Linked DNA regions of Homo sapiens: regions 1, 2, 3, 4 and 5 are each linked to region 6. The links are chromatin loops, found by intact Hi-C in ENCODE. Cell type or tissue: PC-9. All regions are shown on one strand. Region 1 overlaps LOC105373903 (a long non-coding RNA gene). Region 2 overlaps AP1S3 (adaptor related protein complex 1 subunit sigma 3). Region 3 has its middle 40 kb from the start of ACSL3-AS1. Region 4 has its middle 23 kb from the start of ACSL3. Region 5 overlaps ACSL3 (acyl-CoA synthetase long chain family member 3). Region 6 overlaps MOGAT1 (monoacylglycerol O-acyltransferase 1).

Region 1 (5,000 bases), 67 kb before region 6:
CAACAATAAACATACGCACATCCTCAAGGTCACAAGCCACATGTTTACTTTGAGACAGATTCCTGACTTGCCAGCGGCTTGCTTTCTCCTTGATGACCTCAATAGAGCCAGGACTTGCATTTCTCAGGTCACTTGGCTGATTGTGCACACCTTTGGCACAAGAGTATTATACTTCTTGCTGATAGAATTTTGTTCTCCTTCTAGAATGTTCTTCTCCTTCTGAACATTAGGATGCCACAGGAGGTCGATGGAAGTGGTGGGAAATGGGTTGAGTTCCCCCAACTCTACACTTCTAGTCTGGTTTTAAATTCTGGTCCTCTTCCAAAGTCCATGCTTTTTTTCTAGTGCTAATTTATTCATTCACTCAATAACATTTCAGAACCTCCTATATACCTTTATCAGCCAGAAACCCTAGAGAAAACAAAGGAAGCAGTTAAGAGCTTGAGGAGAGTTTAATAAACAGAGTGTTTAAAAGGTTCAGGAAACTATAGGGAAACCACAAGGAATAATGTAGTGGGCTCTATTGCCATTCCTAAGCCTCAAAGGACAAGAGGATAAAGCAGTTACTAGGACTTGGGCATAGCGGCCTCTCTATGAAGAGGGCGACCTCACAGGAGCTGTGACCTTCGTTGCAGGACTTAGCCAGCTTGCAGCAACCCTACTGGGAGGAAGCCAGGGAAATAAATATCCTACCTTTATCCTCCTCCCTCTCTCTGACCTGCTGTTAATGTTTCCCACTGCTAGAACCAGAGGTGGATTTGCCATGAAGCTAATGACTGTTAACCAGCAGCAACTTTCATGTACACTGGTCCCTTCTAAGACTCTGGGTGGGCCCTAGCAATGTTCGCATGGTCATGGGGTTTTTGTAAAATGTCCAAATGTAACACACCTTTATTCTTTTTTTTTTTTTTTTTTTTTTAAAGACAGGGTTTCACTCCCATCACCCAGGCTGGAGTGCAATGGCGTGATCTCAGCTCACTGCAACCTCCACCTCTCAGGCTCAAGGAATTCACCTGCCTCAGTCTCCCCAGTAGCTGGGAGCACAGGTGCACGCCATTGTAGCCAGCCATTTTTTTTTCTTTTTTTGTATTTTTTGTAGAGATGGGGGTTCACCATGTTGCGCAGGCTGGTCTCAAACTCCTGACTTCAAGTGATCTACCCACCTTGGCCTCCCAAAGTTCTGGGATTACAGGTGTGAGCCACCATGCCCAGCCTCCAAATGTAACACACCTGCAGCTAGTTAAGTTTGCTGTCTCTTCACACTCTCCACTAGACTTCTCCTATATCATGTGGTACTGAAAATGATCATGGGTATTTGAAGGGTCCTGCTGAGGGGAAGTTGACTTGGAGATATGCTTACTTTGCATTTGGGGGGAAATGCATGTGGCTCACAGTCCTATCTGTGTCTTTTCCTTTCCAGTGGAGGAATTTTCAGGAATACTCCTACCATACTCTGTGCAGGATCAGAGTCACACTGTGATGTCACTGTGTCCTGTGGAGTATGTGTGTGCGTGTGTGTGTGTGTGTGTGTGTATGGGGAAGGGGCTAAGGGATCGAGTTGAAAAGATCCAGAAGCCAGTCAGAACATTTCTTCAACCCTTACAACTCATCTAGGGGAAAAACAAAAAAAAAACACATTGCCAATGTATTTCCTGAATTTGACAAAAATACTAGAAATTTAAATGATGTCACCAGTAATAGGCTATGAGATAAAAGAACTTTTAAAAAATAGTACACTGTGCCAGAAGAAAAATTGAATTATCTAGTCTCTTCATTGTACATAATATTACAAAACTGTTGTCACATGAAGAGGCACTCAAGAGAATTCAGACCAAAAATGTAGGGGAAAAATGATTACAGAGGCATATCAGGAAGTTCATTGACAAAAAATATGATGCTATTTTTCAGGATGTATTTTTTTCTTATTGAAAATATTTACTTTTGTACCTTATTTTATATTCATAATTTTATAATCTTTTTATTTAAAAAATATGTTTTATAATAGAGATGGGGTCTCACTATATTGGCCAGGCTGGTCTTGAAACCCTGGCCTCAAGCAATCCTCTCACCTTGGCCTCCCCAAATGCTGAGATTACAGGCATGAACTACCATGCCTGGCCTATAATCTTATTTTCTTAAGGAAAACACCGAAGATGCTGTGAGCTTTAAGCCCCAACAAAACCTACTCCACCCCTGGGCCAAACCCACCTGAAAGCCAGAGGGCAAAGGAGTTGGTTGGTGTCACTGTGGGCCAACTTCCCAGGGCACAGAGCAGAACAGAGGAGGCGGAGAGTGGGTCTGGGTTGCAAATAATAGATCCCAGGACTACACCAGATACTGCCTCAGGTGTTGGATTTATCATGAGAAATAACATGGACATGGTCTCTGCCCTTGAGCAGTTTATTGTTTAGTGAGAAAAAGAAGCTGGCAAACAGGCATTACAATGCAATCTGCTGAGTGCTGTGCTATGGGAGCACTGGGTGACACAAGAGGTGACTTCAAGGGCTGCCTAGCAGAAGATGCATTTCTGCATGACAGGAATTAAATGAATGAGTCATTGAAACATGCCCTGAGGTCCCAAGTGGAAGGGGAGAGAGAGGCAAATGGAGTGCAGTGAAATTTTCAAAAGAGTTGGGAATAAAAGACATTAACAAGTGTATTGTAAAGTTGTGCTATCACAATGGTCAACTTATGTTAGAATGCAGACCTGGGCTACTTAGTTTTTTTTGTTGTTGTTGAGACAGAGTCTCGCTCTGTCTCCCAGGCTGGAGTGCAGTGGGGTGGTCTCGGTTCACTGCAACCTCCGCCTCCCAGGTTCAAGCAATTCTCCTGTGTCAGCCTCCCGAGTAGCTGGGATTACAGGCACCTGCCACCTAACCCAGCTAATTTTTGTATTTTTAGTAGAGATGGGGTTTCGCCATGTTGGCCAGGCTGGTCTCGAATTCCTGACCTCAAGTGATCTGCCTGCCTTGGCCTCCCCAAAGTGCTGGGATTACAGGTGTGGGCCACCGTGCCTGGCCTACTTACTATTGTTATCTATCAGTTATCAGATCGAAATGTATCTGGTAATTTCTGTGATTCCTTTTATCCTTTAATATTAAAAAATTATAATATTTAAATAATTTTTTCCTTTTTTATAAAAGTAATATATGTGGGAAATATAGACTATCTAGAAAATACAGATGAAAATTGAAAAAGGAAACAGTCTCAACACTATTAACAGCCACTGTTAGTATTTGGGGGTATATTCTTCTGACATTTTTTCTAGGCATATGAATCCTTGTGAAAGTTACACTTTATGTAAGAATTTAGGCCAGGCGCAGTGGCCCATGTCTGTAATCCCAGCACTTTGGGAGGCCAAGGCAGGCAGATCACCTGATGTCAGGAGTTCAAGACTAGCCTTGCCCATCTTGGGCAAGGCACTCCAGCCTGGAGTGACAGCCTGGGTGACAAAGCATAATTCCGTCTCAAAAAAAAAAAGAATTTATAACTCTTATGAGTTATAAGACCATGAACCATGTGCCAGGGAGTTGGATTAATGTGGGGTTGCAATTGTGGATTTATAGATGATAGTGCCAAGCAAGCTAGAGTCTGCTATGCTGTGATGGCATGGATATAAACGGAAAGAAGGTTTAACATGTGAGAAGCTGAAGGGGGATTGTCTCAAGCCCTATAACCAAAAGTCTCTTGGTCTAATCAGTCCAAAGGGAATCATCACGCCTAGAATGCAAATGTAACCCAGTTGAATCCGTGATCCAAGTGATCCATCTCAGGACAGTGTTCCCTTCAAAGGAGGATATTCCAGCAATCAAAGTAATTTCAAAAAATCTCAAGCTCTTGGTCTTTTTGAATATCACAAAGGGATATGTACCCATAGAAGTGCTTCTTAAAAATGTTCTTTCCTTTCCCAACAACCTCATTTAAAGATGACAGAGACCTCTGCGCCATTCACCAACCCTCCCTGGGAAAAATACACTTCCCTCAGCTCTAGCCTTTGCGCTTCCTCACTTCTTTTTCCTTCTCCAGTTTTTCCAAGTCTGTGCCAGAAAAAGCCAAAAGGAGTCAATCCTTCAAGGAAAGACCCGGTTGGAGGACTAGGGGAGAAAAGAACTGAGTAAGTGAAGCCAAATTCCTTTTTGGGAGGAGGGGAGAGGGAACCTGGGTTCACTCACATATGATTCATTTTCATCCATCTAATCATATAGAGAAAACCATGATCTAGTCTGGTGGGGAAAGGTATTCTGTGGAGTCTGAAAAGGCAATGTCAGACAGCAGCACTCCATCAGTGTCTGGCCGCATCCTCAACAGCAGTGGGTTCAGCCCCAGCTCAATCAAATCTGAACCTCGTTGTGAGTCCCTCACATCACTGCCCCCCACATTCGATCGGTCACTAAGTCCTGTTCCTTCTGTCCCTGATCAGTTGGGTAACAGGGCTCAGAGCATTTATTGGTACAAGGCTGCTTTATTCAGATGGAAAGACTGAGTTAGAGGCTGTATTAGTTTGTTCTGGCTGCCATAATAAAATGTCACAGATTGAGTGGCTTAAACAACAGGAATTTACCTTCTCACAGTTCTGGAGGCTAGAAGTCCAAGATCAAGATTTTGGCAGTGTTGGTTTCTCCCGAGACCTCTCTCCTTGGCTTGCAGCCGGCCGCCTTCTCCCTGCGTCCCCACATGGCCTTTTCTGTGTGTGATGCAGGCATGCATCCCGGGTGGCTCTTCTTTTGTAAGGACACCAGTCATATTGGATTAGGTCCCCACCCTAAAGGCCTCATTTTGACTTAATCACCTCGTTAAAGATCTTATCTCCAAATATGGTTACATTCAGAGGTACTCAGGATTGATTGTGGGGGACATGGTTCAGCCCCTAATAGAGCCCAAGACAAGATGCGGCAACAGAGTAGACCACTTCATACCTGCAGAGAGAGGAAAAGCCCAAAGTACAGACTGGGAGGTGAGCTTGGTGGCTGAGAGAATCAGGAGAGCCCCAGGCAGGGTCT
Region 2 (5,000 bases), 1.1 Mb before region 6:
CTTCCTAGTTTGCTAAGAAGTTTTATCATGAATTGATGTTCAGTTTTCTCAAATGCTTTTTCTGTATCTGTTGATATAATCATGTGATTTTTCTTTTTTAGCCTGTTGGTGTGATAAATTATATTAATTGATTTTTTTTTTAAAGAGACAGGGTCTTGCTCTGTCACCAGACTGAAGTGCAGTGGCCTGATCATAGCTCATTGCAGCCTTGAACTCAGGCTTAAGTGACCCTCCCACCTCAGCCTCCTGAGTATGTAGTACTACAAGTGTGCGTCACCATGCCTGGCTATTTATTTATTTTCTGTAAGGATGGGTTCTCGATATGTTGCTCAGGCTGGTCTCAAACTCCTGACCTCAAGTGATCCTTTTGCCTCAGCCTCCTGAAGCTCTGGGATTACAGATATGAGCCATCATACTTGGACTACATTGATTGATTTTTTTTCTTTTTTTTTTTTTTTTAGACGCAATCTCGCTTTGTTGCCCAGGCTGGAGTGCAGTGGTACGATCTCAGCTCACTGCAGCCTCCGCCTCCTGGGTTGAAGCAATTCATTTGTCTCAGCATCCCGAGTAGCTGGGATTAGAGGTGTGTGCCACCATGCCTGGCTAATTTTCGTATTTATAGTAGAGATGGGGTTTTGCCACATTGATCAGGCTGGTCTCGAACTCCTGACCTCAAGTGATCCGCCCTCCTTGCCCCACTTCGGGAAGTGCTGGGATTACAGGTGTGAGCCACCACACCTGGCCATACATTAATTGATTTTTGAATGCTGATCTGGCTTTGCATTCTGGGATAAATCCCACTTGCTTGTAGTGTGTAATTCTATTTATATATTATTGGATTTGAATTGCTAATATTTTGTTGAAGATTTTTTTCACCTAGGTTCATGAGAAGATTTCTTCAGTTTTAGGATGAGAAGTGTTGTACCTAATCAGCTTTATTGTCCTTTCTAATGCTAGAATTTTGTGAGTCTAGGAATGAGTTATTATTTCATTTTAAATACCTCACTGTGGTAGCTACTAAATAAATATTTGCTAAGTTGAATGGAATCTGCTGACTTTATCTTTGGAATGTAGATGATCTGGTTTTATAATATGGAATTGTAATGAGATAGAAAACAACAGTGATGATTTTTGAGATTAAAAATAAAAGGCATAAAATTCAAAGCCAGAGATATATGGTGGATTGCTTTGCTAAGCTGCCATAAGGAAGTACCATGAGCTGGGTGGCCTAAACACTGACATTTATCATCTCATAGTTCTGGAGGCTAGAAGCCTGGCAAGAATGGTTTCTTCTAGGAACTCTCAAGAGAGAATGGGTTGCTTGCCTTTCTCCTGGCTTGCGGTGGTTTAAGGGCAGTCTTTGGTGCACCTTTGCTTCAGTTGCATTACCCCAATCTCTGCCTTCACCTTCATGTGGTGTTTGTGTGTGTGTGTGTGTGTGTGTGTGTGTGTGTGTGTGTGTGTCTAGGCCCGAATTTCCCTTTTATATGAGTCCACCAGTGACAATGAACTAGGGGCCCACCCTACTCTAGTATGACCTCATCTTAACAAGTTACATCTGCAATGTCTATTTCTTATCTCCCTCTCTCTCTTTTTATTTTGAAATGGAGTTTCACTCTTGTTGCCCAGGCTGGAGTGCAGTGGCGCAATCTCGCTCCATGCAACCTCCGCCTCCTGGGTTCAAGTGATTCTCCTGTCTCAGCCTCCTGAGTAGGTGAGATTACAGGTACCAGCTACCACACCCAGCTAATTTTTGTATTTTTAGTAGAGATGGGGCTGCACCACGTTGGCCAGGCTGGTCTCAAACTCCGGACCTCAGGTGATCTGCCCACCTTGGCCTCCCAAAGTGCTAGGATTATAGGCATGAGCCACTGCACCCAGCTGCAACATCTATGTCCAAATAAAGTTGAATTCTGAAGTACTGGGGGGTTAGGACTGTAACATATGAATTTAGGGGACACAATTCAATTCATAGCAAGTGGATTATTCTGTCCTTTCAGTGTAACTACCTGTCTATCCTTCCTTCCTTCTTTTCTTCCATTAAATTTTACTGTGCCATACAGGTGGATGGATAACAGACAGACAATTTTATGAGGAATTGTCTTTATAGAGAGAATGTTCACATTTCACGTAAGTGGCTACTTAATAATTCATAGCAGTTAACCTTTTATTCTGCAGGTTACTTGTAGCTGGCATGGACTTAATACATGTCAACAGTTTGTTTCTGTGTTATTCCATTTTTTTCCCCTTATTGTTGTTCCTCTTATCCTGTTCTTCCTAGCTCTGTTCTGCCCCCTCAGATCCACTTAATTTGCCTTTCCCTGAACATTTCACAGTAGCTAGTTCTGCCACCAGATGGTGTGCAAGGATTAGGAAAATAATTGAAATATGTTGGCCAGTGTCTTTTCAACATTTTATTTCAGGAAAAAGGCTGACATGACAGGCCTACCTGAGATTCTGAGATTGACAGCAGGCCAAAAATGACATTCTGAGATTGTGGAGATTTAAATTTTTTATGTAAATTTTCCTCTCATTTATCATGGAAACCTGAGCTGGCAATCTTGAGGGGAAAAAAAACCTATGACATTTGATGTATATATGTAAATGAGAGACTTTGACCTCAGAATAGATTTGACAGTAATATTCGGCTGAGATATAGAAGCGAGGTTCTTGGGTCAGAGGACCACTTCCTCAAATAGGTAGTCTCAGAAGCCACAGAAAGGAGAAATCTCTTGAGCCAAGCAAAGCTGTAGAGTGTTAGTGCGATGAGGGACTCCAGCTATCATCTGATTCAGCAGCCTCAAATGAGGCCTGCAGCCAAACAGAGCTTGCAGACCACATCCACACACAGTGTGCTTTGTTTAGCTTGAACAAGGTTTTATTTTATTTTATTTTATTTATTTTTTTGAGACGGAGTTTTGCTCTTTGGCCCAGGCTGGAGTGAAGAGGTACGATCTCAGCTCACTGCAACCCCTGCCCCCCGGGTTCAAGTGATTCTTCTGCCTCAGCCTCCCAGGTAGTTGAGATTGTAGGCACCTGCCTATAACCATGGCCGGCTAATTTTTGTATTTTTAGTAGAAACGGGGTTGTGCCATGTTGGCCAGGCTGGTCTCGAACTCCTGATCTCAGGTGACCCACCTGCCTCAGCCTCCCAAAGTGCTGGGATTACAGGCGTGAGCTGTGTCAGCCTGAACAAGGTTTTATTATTATTAATTGACAACGTTAAGACAACTCCAATATTTCACCTAATCATCCAGATTTCAGGCTTTTGGGAAAAAAATCTGAAGACTTAGCAACAGTGATTGACATGTTTTTCTTGGCCACACTTGACTATGGCAGAGCTGTGGCTGCGGCTTTCGTTGGAGCTTGTGATTCATAGTTGCTGCTCTCTCCTCCACCCCCTATTGTATGATGCTGATCTTTACCCTTATTTAATATGTTACCTGCCTCTGCCAAGCCTGTGAAAGGCATTTGGATATGAAGACATGAGGTCTGGAGAGAGAGACGAGGGAAGTTGGTTCAGGCCACACCTGCCTTCCGATCCCCACTAACTGGTGCTATGACTGTGCGTAGAAACTGGTGGGAAAAGAGTGAAAGTGATTCACCTTAGAGGAGTAATGCAGTACAATTAAGGAATCAGCAGGGAAGGTGAAAACTCAAAATTCAAAATTCTGCTGCTGCCACTCAATGATAGAAAAAGTCGTTAGAGGGCCAGGCGCCGTGGCTCATGCCTGTAATCCCAGCACTTTGGGAGGCCGAGGTCGGTGGATCACCTGAGGTCAGGAGTTCAAGATCAGCCTGGCCAACGTGGTGAAGCCCAGTTTCTACTAAAACTACAAAAATTAGCTGGGCGCAGTGGCGGGCACCTGTAATCCCAGCTGCTTGGGAGGCTGAGGCGGGAGAATCGCTTGAACCTAGGACGTGGAGGATGCAGTGAGCTGAGATTGCGCCACTGCACTCTAGCCTAGGTGACAAGAATGAAACTCCATCTCGAGAAAAGAAAAAGGATGCTAGAAGAATACACACCCATAAGTGAAAAAATGGGGAACCCTGAAGTAAACACCTTACAGGGAACTTGAATAAATACATGATCAGAAGACCATTGGTCAGTGGTCAAGAGAAAAAGAAAGGAACTCCAGATTACTCATCTCTAAGTATATCCCTGCTGTTTCTGGGATAAACTTATTATTTAAATAATAATAATGGAAAGGTGACTGATGAGACCAGGCGATTAAGGAGACAAGGTAAGTAAGTCAGCTAGACAGCAAATAGTTTGTTGTTTCCCAAGAATGTCCTTCTGGGGTACCTGTGAAATGGCTGTCAGAGGCTCTTCCCATCAGAACATGGAAACTGTTAGTGAAATAAATAATGGGGTAGTAATGGGATGATTCTGAATGGGGAAGCAGAGATTGTTTTTGCCTGCCTTGATGAAGATAAATGGGAGTATAAATGTGAGGGGCTGGCCCCTGGATAATTTATTTTATATTAATTAATTTTTTTGAGATGGAGTCTCTCTGTGTTGCCCAGGCTGGAGTGCAATGATGCGATCTTGGCTCACTGCATCCTCCACCTCCTGGGTTCAAGCGATTCTCCTGCCTCAGCCTCCCGAGTAGCTGGGATTACAGATGCCTGCCACCGCGTCTGGCTAATTTTTGTATTTTTAGTAGAGAAGGGCTTTCGCCATGTTGGCCAGGCTGATCTCGATCTCTTGACCTCAGGTGATCTGCCCACCTCGGCCACCCAAAGTGCTGGGATTACAGGCGTGAGCCACCGTGACTGGCCTGGGTAATTTATTAATGATTACAGACATTTACTGAATGCTCATTCTTTGCTGGACTCTACACTATAGAGGTTGACATATGTAATATCATTTTGTTCTCCCAGCATCACTGAGGTCCTTATCATTGTTTTTCCTATTTTGTTGATAAGGAGACTACAAAGATCAGGTAACTTTTTCACATCGACTTAGCTCATAAATGACAGAGCCGGGATTTAAATAC
Region 3 (5,000 bases), 250 kb before region 6:
CTGGGAAGAAAAAGAAGTTTACTTGGACCTACAGTTCCACATAGCTGGGGAGGCCTCAAAATCATGGCAGGAGGTGACTTCTTACATGGCGGCGGCAAGAGAAAAATGAAGAAGCAGCAAAAGCAGAAACCCCTGATAAATCCATCAGATCTCATGAGACTTACTCACTATCACAAGAATAGGATGAGAAAGACTGGCCCCCATGATTCAATTACCTCCCCCTGGGTCACTGCCACAACACTTGGGAATTCTGGGAGATACAATTCAAGTTGAGATTTGGGTGGGGACACAAACAAACCATATCACAGTCTGACAGTAAGATTGGACTAATCATGTAATATATGATAGATATATCATAGAAATAGAAATCAGTAAATGATTAAGGTTGATTTAGATTAATATTTGAGATTGTTCCAGCCAAAATATGACACAGACATCAACAAAAAAAATGGCACAGTCTATCCAAGGACCACACCAGCAGCAAGGCAGGTGAGGGTCAGACCATATGGAAACTTGGGCACCAAGAAAAAGGAGACTGAATTCATCATAACAGCCATGAAATGCCATTGAAAAGCTTGTAAAAGAATATAATATAATTAGCATATGGTCAAGTAATTCCATTGCTAAGTATATATCTGAGAGAAATGAAAACACATCTACGCTCAAAAACTCTTATATGTGAGGCCAGGCACAGTGGCTCATGCCTATAATCCCAGCACTTTGGAAGGCTGAGGTGGGCAGATCCTTGATGTCAGGAGTTCGAGACCAGTCTGGCCAACATGGTAAAACCCTGTCTCTACTAAAAATACAAAAATTAGCCAGGCGTGGTGGCACATACCTGTAATCTCAGCTACTCAAGAGGCTGAGGCACAATAATTGCTTGAACCCCAGAGGCAGAGGTTGCAGTGAGCTGATAGTGCCACTGCACTCTAGCCTGGGCAACAGAGCAAGACTCCATCTCAAAAAAAATAACAAAAACTCTTATATGTGAACCTCTCAGAAGCATTATTCAGAATAGCTGAAAAGGAGAAACAGCCCAAATGTCCATCAAGTGACTAATGAATAAACAAAATGTGATATATCCATGCAATAAAATATTATTCAGCCAAAAAAAATGAAGTACTAATACGTGTTACAACATAGATAAACTTTGAAAACATAGTAAGTGAAAGAATCTAGTCACAAAAGACTATGTATTATATGATTGTATTTATGTGAAATGTCCAGAATAGGCAAATCCATAGAGACAGAAAGTAGATTCGTGGCTGCCCAGGAATGGGGTGTGGGGGAACAGGAGGTGACTGCTAATGAATACAGGGTTTCTTTTTGGGATGATGGAAATAATCTTAAAATTAGATTGTGGTGATGTTTGCACAACTCTGTGAATATATTAAAAAGCATGAATTTTATGCCTTAAATAGATGAATTGTGTGGTATGTGAATTATATCTCAGCAAGTTATTTTTTAAGATGTAATTAAATTTATGTTTTGGAAAGATCAGCCTGGCAGTCATGTGGGAAAAAATTAGAGGAGTATAGAAATGAATGCAGAAAGGCCAGTGAAGAGGCTATTTTTACCATCAACGTGGTTATGAATGACAGAAGGCACGAGTGGAGGTGGTGGTAGAGAAAAGTGAATCACTCGAGAGAGACTCAGAAGGCACAAGACACAGGAGTTGGTGCTTGGTTGGCTACGTGCACGAGGGTGAGGGGGAAGTCCAGCATGACTCCCAGGTTCTAGCCAGATGGAGAAGTGCTACACTCACCACATTAGAGCAGAGTGCAAGAGGACCAAGCTTGCTTCTGTGCACAGGGTTATTACGAATTTAGCTTGGAGGTACTTTTGAGACATTCAAGCAAAGATGTTTAGCAAGTAGAGAAAGTGCTACAACAGACATGTGTGGGTAACCTTCATGTAGCAATGAAGCTCTGAGATTGGGTGAGACCACCTGGGAAAAGAGGACTGAGCCTAAAGAACTCACTCTGTTTCAATGGCTGGATAGAAGAGGACAAGCTGAAGAAAGGCCACGAAATGTAGGGGAAAGCCAGGGACGTCATCAGGGAACACCTGGGCTTCAAGAACCATGGATCTGTGGCATTGAATGGTGCTGTGAAGTCAAGGAAGACAGAACTAAACTGTGTGCACTGGATTCAGTGACATCGTGTTTTGGGGGCTGTCTGAAAGAGCTGCTTCCCTGGAATGATGTGCCCAGAAGCCAAATTGTGTTGGGCTGGAGAGTGAATAAGAGGGGAGGAGATGGAGATTAGGGGTCTTGGGTTAGGTTTTTCAGATGCAGACTGGGACATTCAAGTGCAAGTGATTGATTAAAATGCCCCAAGAAAATGCCAGTCAGGGGAGGGAAAGGAGAACAAAGAAGACAAGAGAAGGAGGCCAACCAAGGTGCAATCTCAGGAAACGCCAGCAGAGTGTGGCTTCAGCCGGATCCTGGATCCCACTGGAGAGCTCTGTGGTGTCAGTTGTTCCAGCCTGAGGCGAGGGAGCGTGGCTTTCAAGCATTGCCCCTGAGTCACCCTGAGTAAATTCTAGGAACTTCTGGAATGTACTGAAATTACCTAGAATATATTCCAAGGCCTTCTGGATCTGTGGAGGGTGGAGGTGGGAGCTGAGTGGTTCTCATAGCCCAAAGGCAGTCCTCATGAAGCCATAGTGCTGGGTGTTAGAAGCAAAAGCACGCTGAAGGGGGGCAGGCACACACACAAAGCAGGGATTCAAAGGTCTGGGTGGACAGCCAACACTGTCTGATACATCAGATAAGAAAACATTATTTTGAAAAGTTTGACTTTGAAGAATAGGAGAAAGACAAAATCATAGCTGGAGGGGAAAAGGGACAGTTTTGATTTAATGGGAACAACTCACAAATGTTTAAAATCAACATGAAGAGTCAAGTTGAAAGAGAGAGGTAAGCTATTCAAGAAATGAAAGGATAATTGATCATAGAAGAGTTGAGAAAGAAGAAAGAGAACAGGTGCAAAGCACAGATGAAAATGTTGGCCTTCCGTTGACAACTTGCAAAGGGCACTCAAATACAGAGCTCATTCAAACCTCACAAAATCATGGGAGACTTTTTTAATGTGCCTACTCCATGCAGCCTTTTTTTACATGAACTATTTCATTTAATCCTGATAACTCAGTGAGGTAAAATACTATCACTTTACAGATGAAGAAACCAAAACTCCATTAGAATTTTGATTGGCTGCATGTGACTGGAAACTCCAAGAAATAGTAACATAAACAAGTTAAAAATTTGTTTTTTATCTCATGTAAAAATGTCCAGTGGCAGGCAGTCTTGGCTTGGTATGGGGCTCCTTGATAATTAAGGACACAGGCTCTTTCTGTCTTGCTAATGCAGCCATCCTGATGCATGGCTTCCATTCTCAAAGTCACCTTGCGGCCCAAAAAGCCCTCTAGAGGTCCAGCCATTACATCCCAATTCCAGGTAGTAGCAAAGTGGTGAAGGAGAAGGATCTAAAGTACCATATAATGATTCCACTTATTTCTCTTTTACCAAAATTTAGTCTCATTATCACACCCAGGTAAAGTTACATCTAGATTGCAGTTCTTTAGCTGAATCCACCGCTGACTGAGTGAGTTTGGGGTTCTGTTGCCAAGAAGGAGTGAGAAAATGGGATAGGAAATCAGCCCTCTGAAACACTGAGTAATTTGTTGAAAGCTATCTGTACTATCTCCACTACTCTTCAACATGTACTATAATCTTAGACAGTACAGCTAGATAAGATAAACTAAGCAGAATCATACAAATTTGAAAAAAGTGAAACTATAGCTATTTGCAGATGACATGAAAGAATACCTGGAGAATCTTAGAGAATCAATGATAAAACTAGCTCAAAAGATTCAAATAAGATAGCAGGATAATAAAGCTAATGTACAGAAATCAATAGTCTTCATATACGTAAGCCATAACCAATTAGAAAGTTTTATGATAAAACCTCATTCACAATAGCAACAAAGAAGGTATAGCAATAAACTTAAGAAATGTGCAAAATCTACATAAGAAAAACTTTAAAACAATTCTAAAAGAAAAGTTGACATGAACGAATGAGAGACATACTATATTTTTATTTTCTATTATTATAAATTTGAAAAATCTTTGTGGGTAGATAGCCATTGTAAATATTTATGGGGTACATGAGACGTTTTGATACAGGCATGCAATGTGAGATAAGCACATCATGGAGAATGGGGTATCCATCTGTCCCCTCAAACATTTATCTTTTGAGTTACAAACAATCCAATTACATTCTTTAAGTTATTTTCAAAATACAATTAAGTTATTATTGACTATAGTCGTCCTATTGTGCTATCAAATAGTAGGCCTTATTCATTCTTTCTATGTTTTTTGGTACCTATTAACCACCTTCACCTCCCCCACAATCCCCACTCCCCTTCCCAGCCTCTCATAAACATCTTTCTACTCTCTCTGTCCATGAGTTCAATTGATTTTATTTTTGGATCCTACAAATAAGTGAGAACACACCTTGTTTTTAAATAGGAAGAATCAATATCATAATGATATCAGGTATCCTTATTTTATAAATGTAATATCCATTCCAGCAAGCATTTTTATGTAGCTAGAGATATTAATACTGAAATTTATATAGAAAAGCAAACATGCAAGAATGACCATTAAACACTGGAAAAGAAAACACTGAAAATGGAATTCTATAAGGAAGGACTATCCCTACCAGACATTGGAACATACTATAAAGGTTCCATAATTAAAACAGTGTGGTACTGGTGCATGAGTGGATAAACTAATGAAGTGGAATAGAAAGTCCAGAAATAGACCCAAATACATATGGAAATTTAGCATATAACAAAGCAGCATCTCAAATCACTAGGGCAAAATTTACCTTTTAATAAACAGTACCTGCATATCTAATTAGCCATTTAGATTAAGAGAAAATTAAATCTATACTTTAGACCACATACTGAAATAAATTCAAAATGGATTAGGAATC
Region 4 (5,000 bases), 130 kb before region 6:
GCTTAGTAATTAAATATGTAAAACAAAATAAATTTGGAAACCCCTTTTTTTTTTTTAATATGTGAATGGAATGGGGAGTAGGTATGCTCCATGTAAGTGGACCACAGTTGAAGTAGTTTGAGACTACCACTCCCTTACTGTACTACATGCCCAGAGAGTCACTGGGTGAGATGATTTGGATGGAAGGAAGCACATCCATGTCACATGATCACAGAACATCTGTATTCACATTTTTTCTATAGATGTGTTGGCTATTCTGATTTCTATATTAATAAACACTCTTTAGGTTGCAAGCAACAGAGATCCAAATTGAATTTCCGTATTCAAAAAGGGGAATTTGTCCGGGAGCGGTGGCTCATCCCTGTAATCCCAACACGTTAGGAGGCCAAGGTGGGTGGATCACCTGAGGTCAGGAGTTCGAGAGCAGCCTGGCCAACATGGCAAACCCTGTCTCTACTAAAAATACAAAAAATTAGCTGTGCGTGATGGTGGGCACCTGTAATCCCAGCTACTTGGGAGGCTGAGCGAGGAGAATTGCTTGAACCTGGGAGACAGAGGTTGCAGTGAGCTGAGAGCGCACCATTGCACTCCAGCCTGAGTGACAGAGCAAGACTCTGCTTCAAAAAAAAAAAGGGGGGGTGGAGGGGTTTATTTTATCATGTAACTAGAAAATCAAAACAAACAGGCTTGGTGTTATGCAAAGTTGGATTAGATACTCAAAACATTACCAGCAGCAATGTATTTTCCTGCCTCTCAGGACCTCTTTCTTTTACATAGGCCTCATTCTCAACTCTTCTTCCAGATGTAGGCAAAAATGGTAACTAGTCACCGCAGGCTTATAATTCCACCTTATATTTCCACCAAAAACCCCACTGGAAAAAGAAACTCTTTCTAGATAGCTCCAGAGAATGTCTTGGTGTTTAGTATCATTGGTCTGGCTTGTGTTATGTGCCTATCACTGAACCAACTGCTGAGGCAAAGGGAATGGAATGTTATGATTTGACAGACCTAGGACCTGTACTTATCAATGGAGTGAAAGCCTGGAATCAGCCCCACCTGAACCACAGGGATTGGGTTGGTATCTCTAAGACATACTAAGCTACCATTACTAAAAGAAAGGCGAAGTATCACTGGGAGGCAAAAGCAAGGGATGTCCACCAGCTTCCGGGATGAGTGGTCGCACTGAATAATCCAGGCTCATTGTCATTAATGCCCTTTTGATGTCTCCAATGTCTGTCTAACAAGCTCTGACTTTCAGTCTCAATCTATTTGTCTTTTCTCTTCAACCCTGGCATCTTAAGGAGCCCTTAGGACATTACTGTTGTTGCTGGGAGGGGTTGTCTATCAACTCCTTGTGATTTGGACTGAGATGGAATTATTTTATTTTATTTTGTTTTGTTTTATTTTGAGATGGAGTTTCGCTCTTGTTGCCCAGGTTGGAGTGCAATGGCACGATCTTGGCTCACCACAACCTCCGCCTCCCGGGTTCAAGCAATTCTCCTGCCTCAGCCTCTCAAGTAGCTGGGATTACAGGCATGCGCCACCAAGCCTGGCTAATTTTTTGTATTTTTAGTAGAGAGGGGGTTTCTCCATATTGGCCAGGCTGGTCTCGAACTCCCGACCTCAGGTGATCCACACACCTCAGCCTCCCAAAGTGCTAGGATTACAGGCATGAGCCACCGCGCCCGGCCGAGATGGAATAATTTTCTAAGCAGGAAGCATTGATTCAACATGTCATTCATTCTCTCCTATGTATCAGACATGTGCTTGATGCAGTTCTCATCTATAATAATTAGCCTAATGAAGGCACCATACAAGAAAATCCATGTGATAAGGAGTAGAGTTCTGCACAGGCTAATAATTGGGAGAGTTACAAAGAACAAGCTTCCAGATCAGCTCAGTTGTCAGAACATACCTCTAAGAAATGATGTTTGAGCTAAGTCCCTGAGGATGCATAAAAGTTGGGCAGAGAGGTAGAGGACAAGGGAGTGGGTAGACATTCCAAGTAGAGAGAACAATTTGTGTAGAAGCACATAGGCAAGATGGGCAATGGCATATTTTTAGAATTACGAGTCGGCCAGGATGACTACAGCTCAAGTTGTGTGTAGGAAAGTGGCCCGAGAACATGTGATGAAGAACATGAATAAACTTGTCAGCCATGTCAAGCCTGGATGTTTGAAATTTATCTTGTGAAATTTACCTTGAGCATTAGTCACTTTTAGGTAGAAGAAAAGTATGACCAAATGTAATCTCGTTTGTTTGTTTAAGCATTCCTTAGAGAAAAAAAATTGCAGAAGACTAAGACTGGAGATAGGGAGAGAAACACAGTCTCCTGTAGTGGTCTGGGTAAGTTTTGATAAAAAGGAATTAACTAAAGCACAGTGAGGGTGGAGAAGAGGGACTGAATTAGCAACGTACAGGAGATACTATTGACAGGACAGGAAAAGGAAGTAGAGTGCAGGAAAAGAAAAGAGAAGAGAAAAGCGGGGATTCTGGGAGCGGTTCCCAGGTTTCTGGCTTGGGTGACTGGCTGGTTGGTGTTTTTATTCAAACAGAAACTCAGGTTTTGGAAAAAGATGATGACTACGGTTGGGTGCATCCGGTTGGAAATTTGTGATGGATAGATGAATCTAAATTCAGTGGAGCCGCCAGGCTAGAGATGTAGATGTCCTCAAGCCAATGTAGCTGAAGCCATGTTTGCGGATGGGATCAGTCAAGGGAGAACGTACAATATGAAGAGAAGTTGGAAGGACAGAACCCTGGGCATCACCAACATTTAAAAATCCAGTGAATAAAGAGAAGTCAGAAAGGAGACAAAAACGAAGGAACCGGACATGGAAGAGTGCAAAGAGGATGTCCACCTCACCAGGCAGGACAGATTCTCTTCTTCTTTCTTTATTTTATTTTATATTTATTTGTTTATTTATTTTGAGATGGAATCTCACTCTGTTGCCCAGGCTGGAGTGCAATGGCACATTCTCGGCTCACTGCAGCCTCCATCTCCTGGATTCAAGTGATTCTCCTGCCTCAGCCTCCCAAGTAGCAGGGATTACAGGTGCATGCCACCACGCCCAGCTAATTTTTGTATTTTTAGCAGAGACAGTTTCACAGTGTTGGCCAGGCTGGTCTCGAATTCCTGACCTCAAATGATCCACCCACCTAGGCCACCCAAAGTGCTGGGATTACAGGCATGAGCCATTGCATCCAGCCTTCTTGAAAAAAAAATTATAATTATTATTTTTCTAGAAGAGAGTCTTACTCTGTTGCCCAGGCTAAGTACAAAGGCACAATTATAGCTTACTGCAGCCTCAATCTCCAGGACTCAAGCAATCCTCCTGACTCAGCCTCATGAGCCACTGTGCCTGGCTAATTTTTTTTTAAAACAGTGTCGTGCTCTGTTGCTCAAGCTGGAGCACAATGGCTCTATCATGGCTCACTGAAGCCCCGACATTTTGGGCTCATGATCCTCCTACCTTAGACTTAGTAGCTGGGACCACAGGCATGCGCCACCATGCCCACGTTTTATTTTTTTTATTGTTATTTTTTTTTATGTTACGTTGCCCACCTGGTCTTGAACTACTGAGCTCAAGCAGTCCTCCCACCATGACCTCCCAAAGTGCTAGGATTACAGGCATAAGCCACTGTACCTGGCTAATTTTTTATCTTTTATTTTTTGTAGAGGAAGGGTCTCACTGTTTCCCAGGCCAGTCTTGAACTCCTGAGCTCAAGCAATTCTTCTGCTTTGGCCTTCCAAAATGTGGGGATTATAGACATGAGCTACTGTACCTGGCCAGATTCACTTCTTTACAGTCACTTGCAATTCTCTTGAAAAACTGCCTCCAGTCAGGCAAGGTAACTCACACCTGTAACTCCAGCACTTTGGGAAGCTGAGGTGGGCAGATCGCTTGAGCCCAGTTCAGGGCCACTCTGGCCAACATGGTGAAATGCCGGCTCTACTAAAAATACAAAAATTAACTGGGTGTGGTGACATGTGTCTGTAATCCAAGCTACTCGGTAGGCTGAGGCAGAAGAATCACTTGAACCTGGGAGGCAGAGGTTGCAGTGAGGCAAGATCGTGCCACTGCACTCCCAGCCTGGGCAACAAAGTCAGACCCTTTTTTTTTCTGTCTCAAAAAAAAAAAAAAGAAAAGCTACCTCCTTTCTCTGCTCCAGCTTCTCTCTACTAAAGCTGCAGACAGGGAATGGCAATGAGAAAAGGCGTTGTAAAAGTATGCAGAGACTGCAGCCCCCAACGGAATAGCTAACCTTGATACCTTTGCATAACTTTATTATTTTCAGCTCTCCTATGTTGTCAGCAGGTGATTTTTGCTCGTGCTGGATCCTTGGCTGTCTTCCAGATAACTGAGGTCATAAAATACATGAGGCATTACAGTGGCACTTTCAAGGCAAACCTTATATTTATAAAGAATCACCTGGACTCCTTGAGAAAACTCTGTTCAATTTCCCCTCAGAATCAGGAAATTCTCCTTATGGAGCCCAGAGTATTCTTCCTCCCCACTAACCTGGATCTGCTGCTGTAAAGAAGGAATGGATACACACATATACGTCTGGGCTGTCTCGGAAGATCATAGACAGAGAAATCCATGTATTGACCACTTAGTGTTAGAGAAAGGTAGACTCAAGCACAATCCCAGCTCAGTGAGTAGCTACTTGGCCATGAGCCCTTCACTGAACCTTAGTTTTCTTAGTTGTCACGTGGAGACAATAATCCTTACCTCGTGACACGTGTGAAGATGAAATGAGATAATCATTGTGAGCAGTTTGGAAAGCCTCTGGTTTCACTTTGAAAAGAACAAAATGATTATGTAATCAGCCTTTTTTTAATTTTATTATGGTAAAATGTATATTTGTTATTTTTTTAAAGTATACAATCATTGGCGTTAATTACACGCAACGTTGTACAACTATTAATATTACAACTATCTGTTTTCAAAACTTTTCCATCACCACAAAAGAAACTCTGTACCCATTAAACACTT
Region 5 (5,000 bases), 230 kb before region 6:
TGCATACAAGACAATAATTACACAGCAACAAATCTTTTGTTCAACAATGATTTGATTCATAAGCATTTGAAATTTACATAATTTCATATCAATACCCTTGTATTTTTAAATACAGTAAGTAAAAAAGCCCCCAAATAACCAATTCTTATATTTCCTATTTATCCCTCTATACATCCAAACTTTTAAAAAGTTACAAACTGAACATTATACAGAACATATAAATCATGTTTAAAAACTTGAGGTTTTAAAATCACTGCTTCCCCAATATGATTCAGAAAAATTCTCATACTGACAAGTACAGTCATAGGTGGTAAAGTAAGTTGGTGGCGGGGAAAATGAAAGAAGAGACAGACACAAGTTTGCTGTCTTAATGTTTTACTAATCCTGTCAGTTAAAAATGGTGACGTCATGAGAAGTAATAGTTTAATATGAGGAATGGAGTTTGCCTTGCAGCTTGAGACATGCATTTCAAGTATTTTCCTATTTGATCTGAGCTCACTGTAGCAAACTGATGCCAGAAGAGAATAATTATTTTCTTCCATACATTCGCTCAATGTCCGCCTGGTAATGTGTTTTAAGCTCTTTGCGTTTCAGCTTGAAGGCATCTGTCACCAGACCAGTTTCAGGGGTCCACGGTTCAGGACTCAAACGAATTTTTACTGGAATTTCAAACTTTTCCAGACTTGCTAAGATGATTAAAAAAAAAGAAAAGAAGAAAAGGTATTTAAGTTCTTAGCAAATGGTGTAACTTCCCCACTTTTTGCGTATCCATCAAAATGCACAACCAACAAGTGAACCATGAATGTCACTTCTAAAGAATCTATTCCTCAAAATACAAACATAAGTAAAACAATAAACTATTTAACAAGTCCCCATCAAGAGGAAAATGAGTTAAATAAAATATGATATAGGAACAAAATAGAATATATATTCTGTCATTGAAAACGAGTTAGAGCCAGGCATGATGGCTCATGCCTGTAATCCCAGTAACTCTGAAAGCTCAGGCAGGAGGATCGCTTGAGGCCAGGAATTCAAGGCCAGCCTCGGTAACATAGCGAGACCTTGTCTCTAAAATAAGTAACTTAAAAATATTTTTTAATAGAAATAAAAAATATAAGCTGGGTATAGTGGCATACGCTTGTAGTACCAGTTACTCAGGAGGCTGAGGTGGGAGGATGACTTGAGCCCAGGAGATCTGAAGATGCAGTGAGCTATGATCGTGCTACTGCACTCCAGCCTGGGCAACAGAGCGAAACCCCATCTCATTTAAAAAAAAAAAAAATTACATTTAGACAGGTATCTAATAGGGTATCCAATATAGTCACGCATCTCTTAATGACAGGGATATGTTCTGAGAAATGCATCACACACTTGGCAGTTTTGCCATCATGGGAACATCATAGCATATCTTACACGAATGTCGATGGTATAGCCTACTATATATACATCTAGGCTGCATTATCTAGCCTACGGCTCCTAGGCTACACACCCGCACAGCACGTTATTGTACTGAATACCATAGGTAATTGTAACACAATAGTTAAGTATTTGTGTATTTAAGTGTATCTAAACATAGAAAAGGCAGTAAAAATACATTATAATCTTACGTGACCACTGTCATATATGCAGTCTGTGTCTGTCACTGACTGAAACTTCATTATATGCTGCATAAATGCCTATTGTTAGGTTAAAAAAAAAAAAAAAAAAGACAAGTTCCAGCACAGGCTGCATAAACTTATATGCACCTAGATGTGAGGAGAAGGATACATACCAAGCTATAAACTCCACACCTCTAGAGCCTGGTATCCAGGAGAAAGGAAATGGGGAAATTCACCTTTTCCTTTATGCCTATTTGTTTTCCTTGAATTTATTATGCAGAGCACATTTACTTCAGAAATTAAAAAATAATAAAGTTTAAGACAAATTATGTCATTGAACCAGGATATTCCCTACAAGCTATGTGGATACAGAATGCTTGCTCACTATTGTGTTACTAACATATTGCCTAATACTAAGGAGATTCATGATAGCAGCAAATGAAGGGAGAAAGGAAGGGAAGAAAGGAAAACATTTAAAGGAGATTAAGGGGCAGATGTAGTTTTGAAAAACCGTATGTCGTCAGTAGGACTGACTTATTTTTCTAAGCATTTGTTCAACAAATATTAAAAAACTATTACTACATGTAAAGTGCTTTACTAAACATTCTTTTAAAAATGCAAAAAAATGACAAGTTTCTGCTTTCAAGTAGCATGCAATCTAACAAAGGGAAATGGGTAAACAGCTAGCCATATGATACATGAAAGAAATGTGTTAAGGAGTGATGTCAGCAAGATGACAATATAGGAAAACGCAGTCCCTCCTTCCCCTACAGAAACATGGATTTAACAATGCTATATGGGCCTATTTATTGCCTGTGTAAGAAACCCAGAAACCACTTAAGAAGTTCCTACACTCCGGGACAGAAGGAAACCAACCGCATCAAAGGCTGGTAGAAAAATGCAAGGCATTCGCTTGCCAGAGACCCTCCCCTCAGCACAGTACAAAGTAATAGGGAAGAAATCCCTAAGAGGAGTGGAACACACATCCAATATTCTGACTTCTGGGGTGCAAGAAACTTGCTTCTGTCTTTCCTGAATCTAAATAACAGGAACAGGGCACCAGGTTGGGAGCTGTCAAGAACAAAGATTAACATGAACCAGAGGCTGCAGTATCACAGACACTAGGTAGAGCTCCAGTACCATGGCCAACTACAGCACCAGTGAGGCCACAATATCACAGACAGACACCAGAGGGAGCTCCTGAGTAGAAACCAGCAAACCTCTTCAATTAGATTGTACCCCACAAACTCAAAAAGGACACAGCCTCGGAAAAGGCTTAAGATGGCTGGCTCTAGAATCCGTAGTAGGGCTGACTGGACAAAGTCCTCTCAATACAAAAGCAGACTGTAAGACAGAGAAAGGTAGCTGATTTTTCAAATGCTGACATCCCAACAAAAATAAAGACATACAAAGAAATAGAAAAACACAGGCTATCAAAAGATCAAATTAAATCTCCAGAAATAAACCCCAGAAAGACATGGAAATAGATGAATTACCAAATTCAAAATAACCGTCATAAGAATGCTCAATGAATTACAAGAGAGTACAGACAGACACCTGAAAAAAAACAAGAAAACAACGCATGAACAAAATGAAAGTATAAATGAAAGAAATTTTTTTAAAATGAAGAACCAAATAGAAATTCTGGAACCAAATACAATAAATGGATTGAAAAATTCACTAGAGGATCGACAGCAACTTGACCAGGTAGAAAAAAGAATCTATGAACTCCAAGACAGGACTTCTGAAATTACTAAGAGAGGAAAAATGTAAAAATGAAGAGAACCTAAGGAATGAATGGGACACCATCAAGTGGAAAAATGCTCATTATAGGAGTTCAGAAAAAGAAGACAGAAAGGAGCAGAAAGCCTATTTGAAGAAATCATGGCCAAAACCTTCCTGTATCTGAGAAGAGAAATGGGAGTATAAATTCAAGCAGCTCAAAACACTCCACTAGGAAGAGAACTACACCAAAACACACTCGTAATCAAGCTGTCAAAAGTCACAAAAAATCTTGAAAGCAGCAAGAGAAAAATGACTCATCACATACAAAGAAGCTCTCATTGAACTATCATTTATCAGCAGAAAACTGGCAGGTTAGAAAATAGTAGTATTCAAAATACTGAAAGAAAAAAAATTGTCAACCAAGAATACTGTAACCTAAACCTGTCCTTCGAAAATAAGGGAAAAATTAAGACTCCTTGATAAACAACAGTAGAGGGGGTTTATCACCACTAGACCAGTCCTACAAAAAATAATGATAGGAGTACTTCAAGTTAAAGCAAAATGAAAACAAACAGTAACACAAAACCATAAGAAACTACAATACTCCTTGGTAAAGGTAAATACATAGGCAAATACAGAATTCTGAAAGTAATTTGATATAGGTGTATAAGTCACATTTAAATCTGTATAGAATTTAAAAAACAAAGACATAAAAAGTAATTATGAATCTATATTAATGACTACACAATAAAAAGGTCTTTTTTGAGGGAGGAGCAGAGTTACAAAGGAGTCAAGTTTTTATATGAGACGGAAGATTAAGCTGCTATCAAACTAAAATATACTGTTAATAATTTTAAGATGTTTTATGTAACTGTATTGACAACCACAAAGAAAATGTCTATAGAACATACACAAAGATAAAAGACAAGGGAATCAAAGAATGTAATTATACACACAAAAAATCAACAAAACAAAAGAAGGCAGCAAGAGAGGAAAAGCTACAAGATATACAGAAAATAGTTAACAAAATGGAAATAGGTATGAAAAGTCTTTCATATCAATAATGACCTGAAATGTAAATTAAATGCCCAATTAAAAGATACAGATTGACCAACTGAATATAAAACAAGACTCAAGTATATGCCATCCACAAGAAACATACATTAGATCCAAGGGCATGCGTAACCTAAAGTGAAGGATGGAAATAGATATTCCATGAAAATAAGAACCTAAAGGGGATGGCCATACTTAAATAAAACAGACTTTAAGACAAAAATTGTCACAATAGACAAAGAAGGACATTAATTACAATATAATGATAAAAGAGTCAATTCTCCAGGATGATATAACAATTACAAATATACGCGTAACTTGAGTGTTTCTAAATATATGAAGCAAACACTGACATAACTAGGGGAAGAAATAGAAAGCAATACAATAATAGTAGGAGACTTCAATACTCCACTTTCATTTATGAATAGAACAATCAGAAGATCAAAAAGAAAAGTTATATGTAGGAAACTCTAAAGACACACACACAACCTTCATAACTAATAAAGATTCCAGCAAAGTTGCAGGATAAAAAAAATCAACACGAAAAATCAATTGCATGTCTATACACTAACAATAACTGTTCTGAAAAAGAAATTAAGAAAACAATACCATTTAATGTAGCAT
Region 6 (5,000 bases):
ATGGCAAAAAATCCTGCACTAGTATTTAAAAATTTGTTGTTGATATGACCAAAGGCTCAAACTATCTAAGTATTAAAAGTATCTTTATTCACTAACAAATGTCCTGTTCAAGCAGAAAAAAATATTTCCTCTAGCTGTATATGGCGAACTATTTTACACAGTGTCTCCCAAATGGGCTGGCTGTGAACAACAGTTGTCACATTTTGTGAAAACACCACCTTAAGTTATTGTGATGTTTAGTAAGAGGGTCTAATTATTATTATTATTATTATTATTATTATTATTATTTTAAGACAGAGTCTCACTCTGTCTCCCAGGTTGGAGTGCAATGGTGCGATCTCAGCTCATCGCAACCTCCACCTCCCAGGTTCAAGCGATTCTCCTTCCTCAGCCTCCCTTGTAGCCGGGATTACAGGTGCCCACCACAATGCCCAGCTAATTTTTGTATTTTTAGTAGAGTCGGGGTTTCACCATGTTGGCCAGGCTGGTCTCAAACTCCTGACCTCAAGTGACCTACCTGTCTCGGCCTCCCAAAATGCTGGGATTACAGGCGTGAGCCACTGTGCCCGGCCGGGTGTAATTACTTTTTGAAGCTTTCTTTTGTTTTTCAGAGCACATGAATAATTCTAAACTTGTTCATAACCTGTAAAATGATTTTGCCTTCATAGGCAAGGAAAATTATTAGATGTCTTATAGTCATCTCCAACCTTATCCTACAGTCATCTGTGTTTTTATTTACCACAGATACACCAACATTCATCGCCATAAATAATACTTTTCTGTTGCAAATTTGATGCCACAGGCAAAAGAAAAAAAATAAACGTCTTTAAAATATTTATTCTCACAATAGGATGGTCTCTTATCCTTCTTTATGCCTTATTACAGCCAAGTCATTTATTTTTATTTTTTAATTTTTTTTTATAGTCAAGTCATTTTAAAACAAGAGTCTCGTGCTCTGGAATGCCATACTTTCCTTTGTGTTCCTCAAACAATTTCCTAAGTTCCTCCATATAGGTCTGATGTAACTCCTCAATCTGCTCCTGGGTCGGGTTCAGAGTCTGACGAACAGGGATCGGGCGGCCAACTGCAAATCAGGGAATACATCATACGTGAGGAACTAAAACCACTCCACCACAGACCGCCGCCCCTAATGCACAGCTGTGAACACAACTGCCAATCAGAATCCCTCCAGCCTGCTCACTCCAATCCTTGTTTCCTTTCACTGGCTGCCTGCAGTGGTCACACCACTCCATCTGATAACAAATAAAGAACTTTCCTCCTCAGCAGACACTGGATTGTCGGGACCCTGGTGGTTTTGACTTTGAGTCAAATGAGCTACTGTGCTGACTGCAGCTGGGAGGTGAGTGGACATAGCTGTGTGTCCACGTCACCAGCTTCCTCCCTCTGGAACAGTTGACAGCCAGACCATAGTGCCCTGATTATTACTGACTGTGAATCCTCACGTCACGTGGCAGTCCTCTAGTCTGACTCTTCTTTTTGAGACAGAGTCTTACTCTGTCACCCAGGCTGGAGTGCAGTGGCACAGTCTCAGCTCACTGCGAACTCCGCCTCCCGAGTTCAAGCGATTCTCTTGCCTTAACCTCCCACTGAGTAGCTGGGATTACAGGCTCCCACCACCATGCCCGGCTAATTTTTTTTTTGTATTTTCAGTAGAGACGGGGTTTTGCCATGTTGGCCAGGCTGGTCTTGAACTCCTGACCTCAAGCTGGAATTACAAGGGTGAGCGACTGGCCAGGCCCAGTCTGCCTCTTTTGAGTGTCTTTCTAAACAATTAAAAAATACATATCTTCACAGCTAAGTATCTGTATTAGAGAAATACACATAAATGACGTGGATTCCATTGTTTGTAATAGCGGGTAACTGAAAAACAGCTAACGTCTCAATAGAAAAACTGTTAAATAAACCATGTAATAGTCATTCAATAGAATCCTAGGCAGAAATTTTTAAACAATGAAATAATATAAATATGTGTACACATACACAAATACACACAGATGTCTAAAATGTATTAAGTGGAAAAATAATTTGTAAAATAATACAGTATGATCCATTTTTGGAAAAAATGTTTATATTCCTAGAAGTATTATACGTTTTTAGTGCATGGAAAAAAGTCCGGAAAGAGAGAGAAACATAAAAGTTCCTTTTTGGTAAGGACGTAGGGATGGGGAAATTTCACTCTAACTGTGTTATATAAATTTTCTACAAATGAGAATGCATTTGTGTTTTTCCAAATACACTAATTAAAAACAAATCTGGCAACCTCTATACATATTTTAAAAGGTGTTTATATAACATCTCACTTGTCTCTGATTTTTAGAAAATACAAAAATTCCCATGGCTTTGGCTCTTGCACTCGCTGCGCCACCTGCTGGTCGGATGCTGCTACTGATGCCAAGGGTTGAAAATGTACAGGATGGCCGGGCGCAGTGTCTCACGCCTGTAATCCCAACACTTTGGGAGGCTGAGGCGGGTGGATCACCTGAGGTCAGGAGTTCGATACTAGCCTGACCAGCATGGCGAAACACCGTCTCTACTAAAAATACAAAAATTAGCCGGACGTGGTGGCGGGCACCTGTAATCCCAGCTACCCGGGAGGCTGAGGCAGGACAACCTCTAGAACCCAGGAGGCAGAGGTTGCAGTAAGACCGGATTGCGCCACTGCACTTTAGCCTGGGGGACAGAGCAAGACTCCGTCTCAAAACAAACAAGCAAACAAACAACAACAAAAAAAAGAAAATGTACAGGAAGTTCAATGAGGCAGCAAACTGCTGCCTCTGACCTCATTAGCTTGGGCATGAGGTCAGGTGGGCTCTAGGTAATGAATGGGACCCACAGTAGAGCGACCTTTGTCCTATCCTGAGTCATCCCATGTCACATACGAGGTTCTGATTCATGTCAGTAAGAGTAGGTGGTTAGCTAAGCAAAATATGAACAAATGTTAAGTCACAGAGAAGGAAGTGATAAATGACATCAGTATGGGAGCTGAGGGGGCACAGAGGACACACACACATACACACATCCTTACTGCAACATTAATATTCTCAAATTGCTAAGAATTTAACCACACATAGCCTTGAAAAGCTCATGTGGTTTTCTTTGATAGCTTGGATGTCACATTTATACATAGTAGACATAAGTCCTGTTTAACTCAACACAAAGAACTGGAAACAACCATCTCACTGTCAATTGTGGCTGGAAATATGGACTAGCAGAGGCCAATGTAGTGATGAGGTGGAACTGGGAGCGGGAGTTGCACAAAAAGCACAAGGCTGGGCTGGGTCTAGTCCCAGCTCACCAGTAAGTGCCCTGAGCAGGTGACTTTCTCTCTGGCCTTAATTTCCTTTCCCTTTCCCTTTCCCCTTCCTTGCCTCCCTTCCCTCCCTTCCCTCCCTTCCCTCCCTCTTTCTCTTTTCTTTTCTTTCTTTCTCTTTCTTTCTCTTTCTTTCTTTTTCTTTCTTTCTTTTTCTTTCTTTCTCCTTCCTTCCTTCCTCCCTCCTTTCCTTCCTTCCTTCCTTCCCTCCTTCTTTCTCTCTCTCTTTCTTTCTCTTTCTTTCCCCTCCCTTCCTTCCTTCCTTCCTTGTTTTTCTTTCTGTCTCTCTTTCTTTCTGAAATGGAGTCTTGCTCTGTCAACCATGCTAGACTGTAATGGTGTGATCTCGTCTCACTGCAGCCTCCGCCTCCTGGATTCAAGCAATTCTTGTGCCTCAGCCTCCCCAGTAGCTGAGATTACAGGCATGTGCCACCACGCCCAGCCAACTTTTTTGTATTTTTAGTAGAGACAGGGTTCACTATGTTGGCCTTGCTGGCTTCAAACTTCTGGCTCCAAGTGATCTACCAGCCTCAGCCTCTCAAAGTGCTAGGTCGGCGTGAGCCACCACAGCCAGCCTCTCTGGCCTTAATTTTCACATGCATAGGATAAAAGAATTCCAAGATCTTGAAGCATTCTTCCAGCACTGAGCTTTTTTGTTGTTTGAGGAAGATATGGAGAAATCTACATGTAAATCTAAGCAAATTTGTGGCTTTGTTAAAATAGCTTCTGTTTTCTTAGTGAAATTATTCCAGTGAGAGAGGTTAATGTAACTATTCAGGGTAGGGGTAAGGGACCAGTAAAAAGACTCAGTGGTCTAAGAAGATGAAGTGTGTTCTTCTCTGCTTACTTTAGCTAGTACTCGTACATTCTGAATTAGTGAGTCTTCTTTCCTCTGAGCTATCCTACAGCTAATTTCAATCCTGTTCTTTTCTCATTAATTGTTTTACTACATTTCAGATGGTTCTTCCAGAGAGCTTAAGCATGCTCACATATGGAATGAATTTTTTTTTTTTTTTTATACAGAGTTTTTCTCTTTCTCCCAGGCTGGAGTGAAGTGGCATGATCTGAGCTCACTGCAACCTCTGCCCCCCAGGTTCAAGCAATTCTCCTGCCTCAGCCTCCCAAGTAGTTGGAATTACAGGCACGCACCACCATGCCAGGGTAATTTTTGTGTTTTTAGTAGAGACAGAGTTTCGTCATGTTGGTCAGGCTGGTCTCAAACTCCTGACCTTGGGTTATCCACCTGCCTCGGCCTCCCAAAGTGCTGGGATTATAGGCGTGAGCCACCACGCCCAGCCTAGAGTGAATTTATAATCATAAGACTTATCCCTTTAAACTGTGAGATAGACATAATCTTCTTTTCTTTGCCTTAGTTGTAGGAAAAGTGAGGAGCTGAAAGTTCCTAAACTATACTCAAAAAAGCCCAGGAAATTAATACGACTTAAACCCAGCATTCCTGCCCCTGCTTCTTAAACTAACCCCAAACCGGATTAGAGAGTAAGAAATCTTTCTCAATTGCATTTTAGGGATGAAGCCAGAAGCAACAGAACACAGATTATAATCATACCTTTACTAAATAATTCAAAAAAGCCCATCTCAGGGAAATGAGGTTGAAAGCTACCAGCCTATTAGCAGTGGAAAACAACCTGCTATTGTGAGTTCAGTTCCA

Evidence for each region. A loop is a pair of places that touch in the nucleus more often than their neighbours do. Peaks named below come from ENCODE experiments on the same cell type or tissue, not always from the same donor. Only the 100,000 strongest peaks of a DNase experiment are listed, where the experiment ranks them.
Region 1: it touches region 6 in a loop (6-fold over the local background); 9 of 110 quality-filtered maps call a loop at or near these places.
Region 2: a loop joins it to region 6, with 7 times the contacts of the local background. A loop is called at or near these places in 8 of 110 quality-filtered maps.
Region 3: it touches region 6 in a loop (6-fold over the local background); 9 of 110 quality-filtered maps call a loop at or near these places.
Region 4: it touches region 6 in a loop (7-fold over the local background); 5 of 110 quality-filtered maps call a loop at or near these places.
Region 5: it touches region 6 in a loop (7-fold over the local background); 27 of 110 quality-filtered maps call a loop at or near these places.

The regions. Positions count from the first base shown.
Region 1 is chr2:222,772,630-222,777,629 of GRCh38, reverse strand. LOC105373903 (a long non-coding RNA gene) reads right to left here. Exons shown (of 4, transcript XR_001739904.2): 3 at 4,562-5,000; 4 at 1-411. Among named protein-coding and RNA genes, the nearest start is that of ACSL3, 86 kb to the left of the region's middle. In PC-9, no CTCF peak of the experiment used is centred here; a DNase peak (open chromatin) is centred at 2,509; H3K27ac peaks cover 1,274 bases.
Region 2 is chr2:223,795,673-223,800,672 of GRCh38, reverse strand. The region is part of intron 1 of AP1S3 (adaptor related protein complex 1 subunit sigma 3); the gene reads left to right. Among named protein-coding and RNA genes, the nearest start is that of AP1S3, 39 kb to the left of the region's middle. RefSeq lists an enhancer at 2,552-2,601. In PC-9, CTCF peaks have their summits at 2,160 and 2,363 (motif pointing right); DNase peaks (open chromatin) are centred at 1,052, 2,382 and 3,412; H3K4me3 peaks cover 786 bases; H3K27ac peaks cover 5,000 bases.
Region 3 is chr2:222,957,019-222,962,018 of GRCh38, reverse strand. No RefSeq gene overlaps it. Among named protein-coding and RNA genes, the nearest start is that of ACSL3-AS1, 40 kb to the right of the region's middle. RefSeq lists an enhancer at 1,537-1,636. In PC-9, CTCF peaks have their summits at 2,169 and 2,376; a DNase peak (open chromatin) is centred at 2,538; H3K27ac peaks cover 1,099 bases.
Region 4 is chr2:222,835,053-222,840,052 of GRCh38, reverse strand. No RefSeq gene overlaps it. Among named protein-coding and RNA genes, the nearest start is that of ACSL3, 23 kb to the left of the region's middle. In PC-9, no CTCF peak of the experiment used is centred here; DNase peaks (open chromatin) are centred at 2,162 and 4,352; H3K4me3 peaks cover 1,167 bases; H3K27ac peaks cover 3,000 bases.
Region 5 is chr2:222,937,183-222,942,182 of GRCh38, reverse strand. It overlaps ACSL3 (acyl-CoA synthetase long chain family member 3), which reads right to left. Exons shown (of 17, transcript NM_004457.5): 17 at 1-686. The coding sequence ends at 529. Among named protein-coding and RNA genes, the nearest start is that of ACSL3-AS1, 20 kb to the right of the region's middle. In PC-9, CTCF peaks have their summits at 2,591 and 2,795 (motif pointing right); a DNase peak (open chromatin) is centred at 2,782; H3K27ac peaks cover 2,567 bases.
Region 6 is chr2:222,705,820-222,710,819 of GRCh38, reverse strand. It overlaps MOGAT1 (monoacylglycerol O-acyltransferase 1), which reads right to left. Exons shown (of 6, transcript NM_058165.3): 6 at 890-1,084. The coding sequence ends at 930. Among named protein-coding and RNA genes, the nearest start is that of MOGAT1, 37 kb to the right of the region's middle. RefSeq lists enhancers at 996-1,290, 1,237-1,426, 1,236-1,530. In PC-9, CTCF peaks have their summits at 2,161 and 2,396 (motif pointing left); DNase peaks (open chromatin) are centred at 1,149, 1,229, 2,359 and 2,929; H3K27ac peaks cover 854 bases.